2 separate regions of the Mus musculus genome follow, and region 2 is linked to region 1. The links are chromatin loops, found by intact Hi-C in ENCODE. Cell type or tissue: left cerebral cortex. All regions are shown on one strand. Links, peaks and the distances in the headings refer to the core of each region. The heading gives the core; the rest is flanking DNA.

Region 1 (2,908 bases), core at 291-2,790:
AACAAAAAGACAAAACAAAACAACCAACTCACTCTGCACAGGAACCACTTACGACAGAGATGAAGGTCTTTAAATCCTGACAAATGGCCCATGAGACTTAGCAACTCACTGTTGACCGTTACAGGAGAAAGTGGTTTCCTCTCAGTCACATGATCCCGCGTCATGTTCACCCTCCGCCTGTCTTGTCCTGTATTTCAATAAATTCTTTGTCTTTTCCTGCCCTGGGTAAGGGTTTTTTTGTTTTGTTTTGTTTTGTTTTTTCTTCAAAATTCGCGCTGTCAGCTTCCAGATGCAAGTTTTCTAAATCTCCTTCTAAACTCCTTTCCTTTCTCTTCTGCCCTCACAGCTGGCCATTAATTCACATTTAGGTCACTCTACATTAGATTTTAATTTCTATGTTTTATGAAATGGAATCCTTTCTGCCGTGTGTATTATTCTTTTGGAAGTAGAGTCTTATGTTGTTTGGACTGGTCTTTAACTCCTGAGACCAAGGTTCTCCTGCTTCAGCCTTCCAAGTTCCTACAGCTATATTCTTATATATATCAGGAGGCTGTTATTGAACCTGGAACCACCTGCATCTAAGGGCCGCCTGTGTCTGCCTCCCTAGCTGCTGCCCTCTGCTGGGTGCTGGGTGCTGGGTGCCCAGGCTCAGGTTCTTATTGGTTGTAGAGCCAATGTTTTACCAGTGAGCCATCTCCCCAATCTCTTCCTTAAAGCTTATTTTTAAATTTAAATTTATTATTTATTTTTTTTAAAGATTTATTTATTTATTTATTTATTATATGTAAGTACACTGTAGCTGTCTTCAGACACTCCAGAAGAGGGCATCAGATCTTGTTACAGATGGTTGTGAGCCACCATGTGGTTGCTGGGATTTAAACTCAGGACCTTTGGAAGAGCAGTCAGTGCCCTTAACCTGTGAGCCATCTCTCCAGCCCCTATTAACTTATTTTTAAATTTAAATTTAGTATTGCTAATTTATGTCTGTGTGTGTAGGCACTTGTGGAGGACAGAGGGCAACTTTCAGAAGTTGGTTTCTCCTTCCACTATGGGTTCTGGGGACTGTCCTCAGGTGATCTGGCTTTCATGGTTTGTATTTTACCTGCTGAGGTACAGCAGCACCCACAAACACAGGTGCATACACAAACACGAATACTCAAAATGTAATTATAAAATGTTTTATGTTTTGTTTTTTTCTTTAAAAAAGACCCACATGACCATGTGACTTTTCTACTTAAAACTCTTCAGTGGCAAGTCAGGGTCCTCCGGACAGAAGGCGTGTTTCCACCCAGGCTCTGCCCTGGGCTCAGCACTGCCTGGCTCCTGCTTCCTCTTCAGCTTCATCTCCCACCAGTCCTGCCTTCTGTGATCTGGCCGCACTCTCTGAGCGCTATGGTATGAGTGATGTCTTCCTTTTCGCCGGGGATCTTCTTCACTTGTTTAGTGGCTATGCACTCCTCAAATTTCGTCTCAGGCATCATTTCCCCCGGGAAACCGTCCCTTAAGGAGAAGATAGTAGGCCCTCATCTATGTGCGCTTCCTGGCATCGCAGGTGTACTCGTTGTCTCTAAAGGCCGCACTACGATTACAGTGGCTTTTCTAGGCTGTTAGTTTCAAAATGGTGGAAGACTCTGCCCGCCTCGTCGCAGTTGTTTCTCTAGCACCTAAGATGGGGCCTGACACAGTGGGCATTCATTAAGTAGTTGCTACATTCCTGTAAGAAAGCGTGTTTGCTAAGTGAACAAACACCGATGCGCCCTGCTGTCCGGGACTGGAGCCAGCTGCTACTTAGCTCCACCTGGTGGAAACAGCAGCGGCCTGCAGCTCCCCATTTCCCGCGGGGTGCTCCTGCATCCCCAGGCCTTGGGTTCAGGATATTAAGCAAAGTATCAGGCACCTAGCATAGGAGCGATCGACCAAGCCGAGAGCAGCTATCACGTTCAGGAGTCAGCCCTAGGAGGGCCTGGATATTGAATTAACCTTTTCTTCATAAGACAGTGGTCCTTGGAATGGTTACCCCATAGCAGCATCTGACTTTTTAAATTTATGTTGTTGCTACTATTGTTTTTATTTCATATGTCTATGGATACTTTGCTTTAGTCAAGGAAATGTAAATACCACAGTCTTTATGATACTGATTTAATCCAAATCAAATTAATATAAATACTTAATGGGAACTTAAAAAATACCCAAGAGAGTTCCCTAACATCCTTTAGTTAGCGCAGCCTAGTTAGGGGATGCTCTGTGTGCTGACAGGAAACCAAAATGGAAATACTGACCCGGAACCTGGGAGGCCGAACACAAAACTCAAGTCTGTAACCTGTCCTTTAGATCAGTTTTTCTTTTCTTCTCGAATGTTTATTTTTATATGTGTGTCGGCGTGAACCCATGACACTCATGCGCAGGTCCCCAGGCTGAACTAGATCAGCCTCTCAGGCTGCTGTGCTTGCCGACTGGACGAAACTGCATTTACAGGACGCCACGCAAACTGTTAAATAGACACCTGACACACAAGCAAGGCCTTCGGTGTCGGACGAATCAGGAGTCCGTTCACCAAGGACCTCTCCCTCCAAAGCCTGCCCATCTACTTGACCACGCACAACACGAACTTCTGCAGACAGCTGCGGCGGTCGGTTCCTCTGTGCATCTATGAGAGCGCGTTCGGTTGCTCAGCAGATATTCTGGAACGAGGAAACGGGAAAAAATGTGATCACTGTCCTAAGAGACGTCGTCGCTACTCTTCTGGACAACTGAGCGCGGGCTAAACCACTCACAACATCTGTAGGGAGTTTTCAGGTCCCCGTAGGACGTGCCAGGCCAGGGTGCAGGTGCTGGCTGCGTCCCCTCAGCTTGTGCTGGGGCACGGTCTATCTCAGGACAGGGGGCGGGGCGCGGGGACACGGTCCAT
Region 2 (2,908 bases), core at 203-2,702, 120 kb before region 1:
TACCTTGTTCCCCCTTTCTAAGATACTGTGGGTGATTCGCAAATACTATCTTATGGCTCTACGTGTCCTTGCGATCCCCAAGATCGTGGAAGTGGGAAGACACTCGGTGTAAACCTCCTCCTTAAGCTAGGTATTTAAAGAAGGCCCCTTCCCTCCTCTACTCCCCAGGTTGTCCCCGTTTAGGTTAGAATTCGGCTTCCTACATTAAAGCCACATCCTAGAAGACACAGAGCTTTGTGAGAGACCTGGAACATGATGCCGCATTAACTCTCCTCGGAAGGATATCGCCATTTATAACTCTCCCACACACCAACACCCTGGTTTTGGATATCTGTAAAATTTAAAGCCACCAAAGAAAAGGAGAATGTGAATCGGCTGGGGTTCTAACCACGAAAACTGGAGGACACGGGGAACAGTGTCATCTCTTGGGGATAACTTCTAACCTTTCATACTGAAGAATGGTTTCTGTGTCACACTGTCACTCTCAACCCTTCTAAAAGGGTGAATCAAGACCATAGCACTCAAAGGATGGATGGCAGGCGGCTGCGTGTTTAGGCCTGCGAAAAGGATCAAGCTAGCACCCGGGACAAGTGATGCTCTCATTTTTGCACACAACGCCAGAAAAAATGGGAGACATCGGGAATCAGAGCAGAAGGGACATGCCAAGTCACCAGTTCCCCTCAGCACCGCTGAAGAACCCTTCCGCTCTCAACCCATGGATTCCCGCTAACCTTCCCGCTCATTTCCATCTTCTGCAGTCCCCACAGCCTTCCACATCCTCCTGCCTGCTACTCACAAATTCCCAACCACTCCTCCCACATTTTCCTCCAGGCCCCCTCCCCTTCCTTCACTTCCCTCCATCCTACATCACTGCCCACTCCATTCCGAACTCAGCCGTCAGCCGCAATCCAGCCGGCTTCCAAGCCGCCCATCCATCCCTCGAGCTAGCCTGCAGCCCGACCCGCGTCCCCGGCGCCCCTAGCTCTCACGCCTCTTCCCAGAGGCGCCTCGGCTCCCCGCCCCCCGCCTCCTTAGTCCGCACAGCTCGGCGCCGGAGCGCTGCTCCACGGCTGCCCGAGAACTGCTGCCAGGCAAGGACGAGGCGGACCCCTCCTCCCCGCACCCCAGGCCCATTACCGGCCCCGCCGCAGCCGCTTCTCCCGTCACGGTCTCCGCCGCCCCCGCTGCCTACTCAGCCCGTGTGCAAGGAGGGGAGACCGAGGCGTGCCGGCTCCCAGGCCCGTCGCGTGGCTCTCGGGGCTGCAGGGTGTGTGGGCCGGCCGGCAGGCGGCGGGGGTCGGGCGGCTCTGCACTCTGGCTCCCCGGGCAGCGAAGACCAGAACCGTCCCGGCTCCGGCTAACAATAGGCTCCGGCTGCAGCGCTCTGCCTCTTATAGGCGCCGGCGCGTCGCGGCCGAGGCCCGGGGCAGCCTGGGAAATGGAGTCTACACTTGGCCCACACCCAAGGCATGCCGGGAGTTGGAGGCGGCCAGTGCCCAAAAGCCCTCGCCCACCCTGGAACATTCGCGGCGGACCCCGGAGAGCGCCTGTAGGGCAGTTGCCCGCCTTGAAGCGGGAGGCTGCGGATCCTCGGCTACACTTCCTCGCACCAGAACCTCACCCCATGCCTGGGGAACGTGATTCTCACGGGGTTGTCCCATATGACTTGCTGCAGCTGGCCTAATTTATAAGAGAAATTATGAGCAATGACCTATCTATTTATATGATGGATCGATTTCAACATTTTTCCCACCCCAAACGGGGTCTCTCTACATGGCTCTGGCTGCCCTGGAACTCACACTATTCCAGGCTGGCCTCGAACTGAAGAGATCCACCTGCCTCTGCGTCCTGAATGCTGGATAACGGCGTGCGCCACTATACGGGCTGATTTCTTCACATTCTTAAATTTTTCTTTTCTTTTCTTTTTTTAATTATTGTCTCTGATAATCACAGTTTTGCAGTTCATCTTTAAAGTGGGCAAAATATGGACCAAAAAGTTATAGCTCTGGCTGTCCTGGAACTCACTTTGTAGACAAGGCTGGCCTCAAACTCAGAAATCTGCCTGCCTCTGCCTCCCAAGTGCTGGGATTAAAGGCGTGTGCCACCACGCCCGGCTTACCTTTACAATCTTATGCCAACCAGCCATACGTTGGTTCAGTTAGTAACTATTCAGGTCTTCATATTAGAGAGGTAATACATTACACACACACACACATACACACACACACACACACACACACACACACACACCGTTTGGTTTTGAACAGGGTCTTTTTAGCTCAAGATGGTTTTGAATTTGTTTATTTGAGACAGGGTTTCTCTGTGGCGTTGGCTGTCCTGGAACTCCCTCTGTAGACCAGGCTGGCCTTGAACCCCAAGATCTGCCTGCCTCCCATTTTAAAAGCCTGCTTTAGCTTCTTAAGTACTGGAATGAGAGCCATGATTTGAAATAACTGCTTCTTTTGGTCTCTTTATTTCCTTGGCATCACTACCACTTGTATTTGTTGTTTTTTAGTCTTCTGTCTTGACTGGATTCCATGGAACTTGAATTGAAGAGTTGTTTATTTATTGTATTCTCAATACCAGGTTTTTAAAATCTGGTTATTTGACATTTAGGAGCACAGTGAGTATTTATTGGCTAGGTGGATGCACGACAGGATTAAACTTTATGTAGGGTGTGTGTGTGTGTGTGTGTGTGTGTGTGTGTGCTATTCAAATCTTTTCATGAAAAAAGCGCCATAAGTTCTAAATCCCAGTACATTTTTGCATATGACCAGGAAAATATAAAGCCAGCGCGACTGGCTACAATGTTCTCTCACCTTTGGAGCTGAGACACTGAGCGGCTTTGAAAAAGTGCTATGAATTCCAGTTTTCTTCATTATGTGACAACAGAGACAACACCACAAAG

The links. Peaks named below come from ENCODE experiments on the same cell type or tissue, not always from the same donor. Only the 100,000 strongest peaks of a DNase experiment are listed, where the experiment ranks them.
Region 2: it touches region 1 in a loop (4-fold over the local background); 4 of 42 quality-filtered maps call a loop at or near these places.

Annotation. Positions count from the first base shown.
Region 1 is chr15:100,612,010-100,614,917 of GRCm38, forward strand. It overlaps C330013E15Rik (RIKEN cDNA C330013E15 gene), which reads right to left. Exons shown (of 2, transcript NR_045701.1): 1 at 2,775-2,908; 2 at 2,131-2,681. Among named protein-coding and RNA genes, the nearest start is that of C330013E15Rik, 1.6 kb to the right of the region's middle. In left cerebral cortex, for the core only: CTCF peaks have their summits at 630 (motif pointing left), 853 (motif pointing right) and 1,798 (motif pointing left); a DNase peak (open chromatin) is centred at 1,778; H3K4me3 peaks cover 1,316 bases; H3K27ac peaks cover 898 bases.
Region 2 is chr15:100,493,897-100,496,804 of GRCm38, forward strand. Csrnp2 (cysteine-serine-rich nuclear protein 2) reads right to left here and starts at 1,343. Exons shown (of 5, transcript NM_153407.2): 1 at 1,138-1,343. In left cerebral cortex, for the core only: a CTCF peak has its summit at 1,300; DNase peaks (open chromatin) are centred at 864 and 1,418; H3K4me3 peaks cover 1,728 bases; H3K27ac peaks cover 1,676 bases.